2 separate regions of the Homo sapiens genome follow, and region 2 is linked to region 1. A link is a contact called in ENCODE Hi-C or POLR2A ChIA-PET data. All regions are on one chromosome and are shown on one strand. Each heading gives the region's core, a stretch centred on a gene start or an enhancer-like site at or near the end of the contact. The rest is flanking DNA. Distances are from core to core; before and after follow the strand shown. Region 1 overlaps ERCC6L2 (ERCC excision repair 6 like 2). Region 2 has its middle 39 kb from the start of LINC00092.

Region 1 (5,338 bases), core at 757-3,256:
AATGTCTCTGGGTTCAAAGTACTTCCTGCAGGGGTTTGGCGACTCCCAGGCAGCTGGTTCCTCAGCTGCCCAGGGAAGAGCTGGCCCCGCAGCTCTTTGGAGTGCTGGCGTGGCTGGTTGGAGTATGGCTCTCAGCTCTCTGCAGTTGCAGAGAAAGGTGACCACCTTCCACACTGCCACACAGTGTACCTACCCACAGAACAGATCGGCAACAAGGATTTTTGCAGAGTGTGCCTTTTCACTTTGGGCAAATATTTTGCCAGGAGACTGACCATATACCTTTTTTTCCCTAAGTTTGCATGCGTTCTCTGTTCTCGATCGCCTCCAAGAGCCATGTTGGGACACTGGTTTGTTCTGTTCTGGGCTTCAATGTCAGTGCAACTTTAATATCTTCCCTAGATATATTGTATGCTGCTTATAGTCCTTTTTCATCTTCTTTGCTCACCAGTGCCTTCTTAAAAGGTGGTTTTGAAGCTGCCTCTTCAACCTCATGATCAGTAAGTTTGGAGGGGGACTCCTTTGTTGACTGGTAGTCTCTGAGTGAATTATCTAGCTTTCTTTTCCATGTATTTGTGACCTTACAGAGATTAGGGAACTTTGCAGGTGTTAATTCTTTGTGCCCTCTGAGTCAGAAGACTAAGAAATGGAAGTTCTTCCCCATGTTTCTCAATGAGTCGTCCTTCAATGCTCATGAATTTCATTATGTCACAACCTGCACCAGGGAGCAGTGAGGCATGATTGAATCCTTCCTCAATGAAACTTCACATTATAACATATGAGGTCATTTCAGAAAAGGTTGTGATGAGCTTAAACTGACTTATGAAGGCACACCCAGTGACCCCAAGGTTAGGGTCGGTACCAAGTTGAAAGAGTAATCGTGTTATCTTGATGTCAAGACCCTTGCTAGCTAGTCATGCTGCGGCTTCGTTGAAGTCACATGCTGGGTTGAGTTTGACAGAGGTTGTGGTGCCTCCTGGCTTGACAGCTGAGAGTAGAGCACTGAATCTTTTGTTTATCTGCTGCATCAGGTTACAGCTGGGTTTGCACACAGCATTATAGATAAGCGAGAAAGCAGCCTTCACAGCCTTGCACTTGGTGGTAACATTACCCATTTTTCCAGTCAGGTATGCACCATGGTGCTATTTTTATTTTGCCTTTCTCTCCAACAATTGATCTGTCCAGCCTGATGAAATCCTTCAGCTCCGGCACCAGATCAGATGTTGCAATCAGCATTGTGAAAGTGACTGATACAGCACCTGCTGTGGTCGGGGAGTTTGCTTTTGGAATGGACACAATGCTGTACAGCATGCTGCATACGCATCTTGAGCCGTGGGCAGAGCGATGACAGACTCGTCAGCTTCGTTGAGTTCTAGTGGCATGTTCAAGTGTTTCAATCACTATGTGCCTTATTGGCTTTGGTTACCAATTAGGGATGTAGAAGTAAAACTGTCCAACCATGTACATTTTACCACCCTCTTTTCCATTAACTGTCCTAGTCAATCAGAATCAAGACTGCACCTCCCTCTACTGCAGTCACATGATCATCTGAATGAAGTGTTCAGTCCTCCTCTCCTTCCGGAAGCTTAGGCAGACAGAAGATGAATTTAGGTGTGTTCCACCTCCCTTCCTCCAGAAAGAGAGAGGATTTTGAATTGTATCCATGATACATAACTGCTTTTGATACACTTGCTGAAAGATACATATCTTTGGTTTCTTTTTTTCCCCCTTTCCCTAAGTGGGTTATGGAAGTCTACTCTAGTTAACTAACTTTTCTTCACAAACTGGCTGGCTTATGCCCCCTGTTTGTACCCTGCAGTTCCTTAAATTCTTAGAGAAAATTCTGAAGGCCCAGAATTAGGAAAGCCAGTTAAAAGGCAGAAATAAAGTGAATGATAATTATAGCTTATCCTGTAAGCAGCAACCATGTGGCATAGTGTACTTGCAGACTACTCAGATAAAATGAGGTTAGAAGCAGCTCTCCTCCCAGAGGTGACAGCTCACAGGGTCACGGGTGAGGTCGTGGTTTCAGCACAGCAGAGGTGAAGTTACTTTGGCAGTTGCTGAGACACCACCAAGCCTTGGATAAATAAAAGACATCAGCTTGTAACCTTGCCAATCACTTAATCTTTACAAACACAAATATTTAATAGAAGGGCCATGAAAATGGATTTGAAGATGAAAAATAGACAGAATAATATCTCATTACTTCATGTGAAGTGAAAACTGGAACCTCTTAAGAACATGCTTGTTACTTTCCAACAAGAACATTGGCAATTTCCAGGACAGAAAGTTGGAGTCATGTGTATGTGTTACTAAATATTCTGTTGGAGATGAAAGTGGCTGTTGATCAAGCATGTATAGTATCTGGATTTCGGGAAGTTAACAAGACAGTGTAGTGAGGACTAGAAGCCACAGGCCCATCTGAAGCCACAAAAGAAAGTTGTGAGTGTGCTTTATGGTCTGCCCCTAAAAGCAAAGGAAACACAAACTATGTAACCTGGTCTACGTGGCAGAAAGAAAAGTGGCATTGAAGCTCCTACTAACATACATTAAAAGTAATTTTTTTAATGCTAAGGATTCTCTGTTTTGCATAGGATAAAATTCAAACTTCTAAACTTGGCCTACGGACCCCCTATGATTTTTAGCCTCTTCCTTGCAGTTTCTCCTGCCCCTCTGTGAACCAGGTCATCTTGGACCTGAGCCTGTACATGCACCCTCTCCCCCTGGGAGACTTCCTCACTCATCATTACCTGACTGACTTGTCAGGAAGAGACACCCTTTCTATCCACCTTGCCTACCACCAATCACTGACCTAGGTTCCCTTTCTATGAATGCCAGTAGTGCCCCATATTTACCTCATGGTAAATTTACATTATGGGTTTATCACTCTATTCTACTTTGATTTTCATGCATTTGTCTAGCCCAAGTAAACTGTAAACTCCTTGAAGATAGGAAACGGAGTCTTATTTGCTGTTATATAGTTCCTGCTATAGTGCTTAGCACATAACAGGCTCTATAAATATTTGTTAAGTGAATAAATAAATGAATGTTTTAAGGAACTATGGTGTAAAATATAATTTCTAAAACTTTAGGACTTTTAATCAAGTGCTGCTGCACTCACTATCTATGACTTTTGTTCAAAGGAGTATTTATAAACATTGAGCTGTTCTATCTCATGGCCCAAACTCATCATCAGCAAAGCAATACCCATTGTCTTAGTCTGCTTGGATTGCCATAACAAAATACTATAGACTGGGTGGCTTAAACAACAGAAATTCGTGTCCACAGTTCTGGAGGCTGGATGGCCAACAACAAGAAGTTAGCTGATTCAGTTTCTGGTGAGGGCCCTCTTCCTGGCTGGCAGGTGGCCACCATCTCCCTGTATCCTTACATGGCAGAGAGGAAGAGACAGAAGAGAAAGAAACTGTGTGGGTTCTCTGGCATCTCTTCTAAGGACACTAATCCTGTTGGATCAGGGTCCCACCCGTATGACTTCATTTAACCTTAATTACCTCCTGAAGGCTCTAACTCCAAATACTGTTACGTCCTGGGTTAGGGGGCTTCTGCATGATTTGGGGGAGGGGCACAGTTTAGTCCATGGCACCCTCATTTAGGGAAAGGAGCAGGGCTCATTGCCCAGGTCCCTAAATCTTTCTGCCTCTATCTTACCAAGGTTCTTGAAGGCCCATTTCCTCATACATGCATACAACAGCTTTTATTAGTATCTTACACTAAGAATACAACACATTTCTTCTAATAGCATCTCACTCCTTAGCTTAGGTGTCCATGCCAACTGGGGAAAAAATAGTCTAGGTTTATCAGTTTAGAACTTTCCTTTGGGCTCATCAAAAAGTCTTGTGCGATTTCTATGTTGTATTTGTAAAAGAAGGGGAAAAGGAGAGGGAAGGGAAAAAAATGTCTTTCTTAATTTTTCAGAATTTGCTCTTTTCGTTAAGATTCTTTGACAATTTCATTTCATGAGACTTGAATACAATATAGATTTTCAAGTACAGAGTCTATAAATCATGATCCTCATGTCAGTCATAAATTGGCTCAAAGGAGGAGTAGCATGCTGGGCCTCCATAATTCCCAGGAAATACCTAATATAATAGCATAAATCAAAATAACTTACAAAGCTGGTGATTTTGTGAGCTAAAATACTTTTCTCAGTAGCATAAGGGTAGAGGCCTCACTCTACTAGGATAAAATGCGTTTTCATTGTGGAATTCAGCAGACGTATGCTAAAGGAACAAGATTACCTTCTGTGGACTCTACATTTCCTCTTACTGGTGATGAGTTCTTTCAAAATAAAATGTAATGAAAATAACCACTAGTTTTGTTCATTTAATCTTTAGAAAACAATTTGAAGAAATGGCCTCTTATTTTAACTCGTCTTCTGTAAACGAATTTGCTAAACATATAACCAATGCCACATCAGAAGAACGACAGAAAATGCTAAGAGACTTTTATGCTTCTCAATATCCAGAGGTAAAAGAATTTTTTGTGGATTCTGTGTCACAATTCAACAATTCTTCCTTTGAGAAAGGAGAGCAGCGCACCCGGAAGAAATCTGATAAAAGAGAATCTCTTATAAAACCAAGGCTGTCAGATTCTGAAACCTTGTCATTTAAAGATTCTACCAACAAAATTTCTCAAGTTTGCAGCCTAAAAACATATAAAAGAAAATCAGTTAAGTTTCAGAATCATATTTCCTATAGAGAAGAGGTGTTTTTTAATGATGCAGAAACTAAGAAATCACCTGTTAGTTCTACTCAAGAGATTGACAGTGGGAAAAACAGCCAGGCATCCGAAGATACTGTGACATCCCGTTCTCTGAACAGTGAGTCTGAAACACGTGAGAGAAGGTTAGAAAATACCATGAAAGACCAACAGGACCTCACAAGAACGGGCATTTCAAGAAAAGAACCCCTTCTCAAATTGGAAAACAAAAAGATAGAAAATCCAGTGCTGGAAAATACTTCTGTGATAAGCTTACTTGGTGATACCTCTATTCTTGATGACCTTTTTAAAAGTCATGGGAACAGTCCCACACAACTGCCAAAGAAAGTTCTTTCAGGGCCCATGGAAAAAGCAAAACAGAGACCAAAAGATTTCTGGGACATCTTGAATGAGCAGAATGATGAGAGTCTTAGTAAACTCACAGACTTGGCAGTAATAGAGACTCTGTGTGAAAAAGCACCTCTAGCAGCACCCTTTAAAAGGAGAGAAGAGCCAGCAACTTCTCTTTGGAAATCAAATGAGAAATTTTTATGGAAGAAATTTAGCCCAAGTGATACAGATGAAAACGCAACCAATACACAGAGTACCACATAAGCAT
Region 2 (5,338 bases), core at 1,994-4,493, 52 kb after region 1:
ACAATAGATAAATTGAAATTAGAAATTTTTTGTGCTTCAAAAGACACCATCAACAAAGTGAAAAAATAATGCACAGAAAGGGAAAAATATTTGCAAATCATATATCTGATAAGGGACTTGTATCGAGAATGTGTAAAAAATTGTTGCAACTCCATAATAAAAAGCCAAGTAACCCAACTGAAAAATGAGCACAAAGTCTGAATAGATATTTCTCCAAGGAAGGTATATACAAATGGCACATGAAAAGATGCTTGGCATCATTAGTCATCAGAGAAGTGAAATCAAAACCATCTCACACCCACTAGGATGGCTAGGATAGAAAAGTCAGACAATAACAAGTGTTAGCAAGGAGGTGGAATCATTGGAACCCTCATACACTTTGCTAATGGGAATGCAAATGGTGAAGCCACTTTGGAAAACAGGCTGGTAGCTTCTGAAAGGATTAAACAGAGTTGCCATATGACCAGCAATTCTACCATTACGTCTATACCCAAGAGAAATGGAAACAGGTGCTCAATCAAAAACAGCACAAATGTTCAGAGTAACATAGTCCATAATAGCCAAAAGGTGTGCATAACTAAATGTCCATCAGTGGATGAATGGATACACAAATATGGTATGTCTGTACAATGGAATGCTATTCAGCAGTAAAAAGGAATTGTAGAGGGCTTGAGAGATTTGGGGGCTGATCAAAGAAAAAGAAGTTGACCATGAGGGGTAGTGACACACGCAAGCTTTACTGGACGGCGCTGGGACAACATTGCATGAGTGGGGAACTCCCTTGCAGCATGAGACCTTCGAGCAGCTTATGGCGGGGGCTTGGGGGGGGGGTTGCACCTTCCAGAAGGGGAGGAGGCAAGGGAAACGGGAAGGGGGCCAAAAAGGAGGCTTCTGTGCCTAGGAGCTGCTGCTTGGCAGCACAGAGGGGAGTCTCTGGGTCCGAGAGCCTTGGAAGGTAGTAGCACCTTGGGGCTGTTCTTAAAACCACGAGGCTCAGTCTTATCAGTGTCCGGCAGGTAGTGAGTGAGGTCTCCTGGGGAATGCAAAGCAGGCAGGCCCTAAACGGCTAAAAATCTGCTTGTTTCTGCAGTTCTCAAAACAACTGGATGTGTACATTTCTGAGTTTGATGCCAGTGGGGTTTTGAGCTCAGAGGTCTCAGCCTTCAGTGAAGAAATGAACAACCTAGAGGCCACTGCCCAGAAGCCATCTTTGGCTCATTTATACAAGAAGAAGGAAGTGCTGGTGTGTGCTACAATGGATGACCCCAACCAAATTGTGCTAAGTGAAAGAAGCCAGACATGGAAGACCGCATACAATATGATTCCACACCAAACGTACAGATGAGGCAGGCAAATCTATAGCGCAGACAGGAAATGAGTGGCTGCCAGAGCTGGGAGCAGAGTGGGGATGCTAGGGGTGATAGCTAGAGGGTACAGCATTTCTTTTTAGGGTGATGAGTGTTCTAAAGTTGATTGTGGTGATGAGTGCACAACTCTGTGAATATATTAAAAACCATTGAATTGTGCACTTTAAATATGTGAATTGTATGGTATTCAATCAAAGCTGTTCCAAAGAGAAAAATAGATGAAAACTGAAAAACAAAGGCTCAACCCACAGGCTGCTTTCTCTAGTGCTGAGGTTTCAATATTAAATGAGCAGACTGGCCCTTCGTAAGTGAGAACACAAAAGCTGCTTAAACAGGTACCCCTTTGAGTGGAGACACACTCCTGCTCCCCAGCCGGAGTCCCCAGGTCTGGATTTTTGGATGACGTGAGCCTTGTACCCAGGCTGACAAGTAATATTAGACCACGTGTATTCTTTTTTTTTTATAGCTCAAATGTACAGACATTACAGAAAATTTGCAGAAATAGTATTAATACAAAGAACACCAATATAACCTTCACCCAGGTTCACCCATTGTTAACATTTTGCCGCATTTGCTATATCACTCTCTCTGTTATCTATCTATTTATATCTATCATCTATGTATCTGTCATCTTTCTTTTTTTCTGGTTTTTTTTTTTTTTTTTTTTTTTTTTTAGATGGTGTCTCACTCTGTCACCCAGGCTGGAGTGCAGTGGCACGATCTCGGCTCACTGCAACCTCTGCCTCCCGGGTTCAAGCGATTCTCCTGCCTCAGCCTCACGAGTAGCTGGGATTACAGGCATGTGCCACCATGCCTGGCTGATATTTTGTATTTTTAGTAGAGACAGGGTTTCACCATGTTAGTCAGGATGGTCTCAATCTCCTGACCTCGTGATCCACCTGCCTCAGCCTCCCAAAGTGCTGGGATTACAGGCGTGAGCCACTGTGTCCAGCCTGTATCTGTCATCTTTCTAGCATCTATCTATCTATCTATCTATCTATCTATCTATCTATCTATCTATCTATCATCTATCTATCTATCTATCTCTATCATCTATGTATCTGTCATCTTTCTAGCATCTATCTATCTATATCTATCATCTATGTATCTGTCATCTTTCTAGCATCTATCTATCTATCTATTTATCTATCTATCTATCTATCTGTCTAAGAGAGAGAACATAGGGTATGTTTCTGACCTCTCAATTCTATTTCGCTGATTTGTAAGTTTATCTTTATGGTAGGGACACGCTGTTTTGATTACTGTTGCTTGAAGATGGTACCTTTAGTGTCACTCATTCTTCCAACAAACAAACTGCCACAGTCAGTCCCCAGCCCAAGCCCTGCCCTTGCCCCTAAGGGTGTGGTGCCTTTTAAAGGTGCTCCTTCCCTGGGCATCAACATGTGGCTGTATCTCTGTGTTTCTCCCCCTTTCCAGCCTGTCTGCCATCTTTCTGTTGGCCATTTTACAGCTCAGGAACATTTCCATGGTTTTGTCCTACAAGCCCCCATCAGAGGGGATGGATCCGAGCAGGAAAGGCTCTGTTATGGGTTGAATTGTGTGCCCTCAGGTTTCCTAAGTTGAAGTCTTAACCCTGAGGTACTCGGAATGTGACCATCTTTGGAGACAGAGGCTTTACAGAGGTCATCAAGTGAAGGCAAGCTCACTAGGGTGGGCCCTCATCCAGTGTGACCAGTGTCCTTGTGAAAAGGGGAAAGGTGGACACAGAGATATGCTTACAAGGAATGCCATGTGAAGGGAGAAGATGGCCATCTACAAGCAAAGGGGAGAGATCTTCCCTCATGGCCTCACGAGGAACAGCCCTGATGATGCTGGATCCTGTGGCTCTCGCCTCCAGACTGGGAGACAGAGAACTTCTGTTGTTTGTGGTGCTTTGTCACAGCCACCCGAGTAGGCTCCTTGCTCCCCCTCCTGGTCCCTCAACCACAATGTTTCCCCTTTGCCTTGATGAATATTTCATTTGAAAAATGGCATTGGTTGGTTTAAAAGAAAAGTTTGGAAGTTCCTTATTCTTATCCACACTTCTCTCAGACGGGCGTGCTGATGCCCGCTGAAATGATCTATCTGAAGTTACAGAGTCCTTTCTTATGACTCACCATTTGCTTTCTTGGAGGATGAAGAAAGGAAGGAAAAGAGGGAGGGAGACTGGACCCCAGTCCCTGTGAGGCTGCTGGTGGCTAGTGAAGAAAGAGCATAGCTGCGTTGGCTTTGCAAATCAGCACAGCCAGCCACATCTCATTCTGCTGCAGCCTCAGGGAAGCAGACGTAGCCCTGTGTGTAGCTGCAGCATGGCCGCTAGCCTCCTGGGTGCAGATGCCATTGCCTAGCTCAGCACTTCCCCCTCCATTTGCTCCTGGGCCGTCCCTGCCTTCCAGGATGTGCTTGGGTGACTGGTCACTGGGCTTCTGGGGACTGTCAACTCCTAGAGGTTCTGAAGCAGCTGTTGCAAGATTATGAAGCCATTTGGTTTGTTTCACTGTTTTCCCTCCTCATCTCCTCTCTTTAAATCTTTCTTGCTCCCCTGTCTTGCATATTTGTGATGGATAGAGGTAGAGAGAGTTCTGGTGCTTTTGGTTTTACAAAGCTCTGGATCCAATCAGTGTTGCCAAAGATTGGATCGTATCTTCTCTAGAAGCTTTTTGTAAGTTTCTTATGTTCATTATGTCACTTCCCCCTCCCTCCACCAGAAAAGCTTGCATCAGCAAAAGTTGAAGTTGTTGCACGTTATTACTGGAAATGAGTTAACTTAAAACATGCTTGTTTAGGGAACCCACAGAAGCCATGCTTTTGTACTGACTCCATGCCAAGCCATTGTTTCAGTGTGAGGGCCTAAGTCTGCCCTCGTGAAGTCCTCGGCCTTGGGTGCTATAAGATACACAGTCTCTAAAACCCTTTGCTCCAAGTCTCCCTTATTTCGATGACATCTACTCAGAACCATCACTGGGCTTCACCCTTGCCCTTATTCTGTGATCCTGGTAGAAGGGGCAAGGAACACTACCTCAGGAACAAAGGTCACAATGGAGCGAGGTGCTACCCTTCTCCTGACAATGCTGTTATGACAAATGGTGCGGCTGCATCCCACTGTAACTTTACCTACAAAAACAGGCAGTGGGCCAGATTTGGCCTGCAAGCCTCTTTTTTCTTTCTTTCTTTCTTTCTTTCTTTCTTTTTTTTTTTTTTTTTTTGAGACAGGGTCTGGCTTTGTCACCCAGGCTGGCGTGCAGTGGTGCGATCACAGCCGGCTGCAGTCTCGACCTCCTATGGCCTGCAAACCTCTTGTTGATAAGTCACTTCACCTCTCTGAGTCCTAATGCCTTCATCTATGAGTTCTCCAAATATCCCCTGTGACCTTTCAGTTCACAGGTCCCAAGCAGAGTCACTGGAACAATTCGATTGGAATCCCCACCTGCCCTGAGGTGGCGCATCAGCCCTCTCTTACTGTGTCTCCTGGAATCCTGAGTATGTGTGTGTGTGAATGTGTGTGTGTGTGTGTGTGTGTGTGTGTGTGAATACAGTATACATCTCTGTGTGCGTGCACATATATCAATAAATAATCCCATAATCCCTCTGCTGTGTGTGGCCTCCTCATCTGACCACCCACCTGTCTGTGTTTACCCCACTAGTCTACACTGAAGTCAGGGCCCCACTGCTCAAGCTCTACACAAGCAGTTCAGTGTCATGGCCCAGTTTCTCCATGCAGGTGCCACTCACAGTGAGCTCCATGCCTCAGCCACCTGCCCTTGGTCCCTGACTCCCTTGACCCCCAGGAGAGCCAGTTCTGTCTCTGCCTGCCATCACTGCCCATCTCCCCATGGCCGGGAACATGCCTCTTCCCACGGCCCTGTGCTTGGAGCCCGGATGCTGTATTTTATCCCATTTTATCTCCCCAGCCCCCATGAGAGTGAGGCTCCCTGGTGAGGAAGGCTTGGTGTCTTCAGGGAGCTGTAAAG

The links. Hi-C counts contacts between places; a loop is a spot of excess contacts on that map. ChIA-PET counts read pairs that join two places held with the same protein, here RNA polymerase II (POLR2A). Pooled maps may share reads with other maps.
Region 2: a loop to region 1 is called in a map of chondrocyte, with 2.8 times the contacts of the local background. The contact joins two enhancer-like sites. A Hi-C loop is called at or near these places in 3 of 168 maps with a recorded cell type or tissue (chondrocyte and naive thymus-derived CD4-positive, alpha-beta T cell) and 6 of 50 pooled maps. POLR2A ChIA-PET finds 5 or more read pairs at or near these places in 1 of 52 experiments (HCT116).

The regions. Positions count from the first base shown.
Region 1 is chr9:96,007,870-96,013,207 of GRCh38, forward strand. ERCC6L2 (ERCC excision repair 6 like 2) reads left to right here. Exons shown (of 19, transcript NM_020207.7): 19 at 4,356-5,338. The coding sequence ends at 5,334. Among named protein-coding and RNA genes, the nearest start is that of LINC00092, 11 kb to the right of the region's middle. Within about 2 kb of position 2,007, at least 5 of the 41 ENCODE cell types and tissues checked have a DNase peak (open chromatin) inside an H3K27ac peak, as active enhancers do.
Region 2 is chr9:96,058,133-96,063,470 of GRCh38, forward strand. No RefSeq gene overlaps it. Among named protein-coding and RNA genes, the nearest start is that of LINC00092, 39 kb to the left of the region's middle. Within about 2 kb of position 3,244, at least 9 of the 41 ENCODE cell types and tissues checked have a DNase peak (open chromatin) inside an H3K27ac peak, as active enhancers do.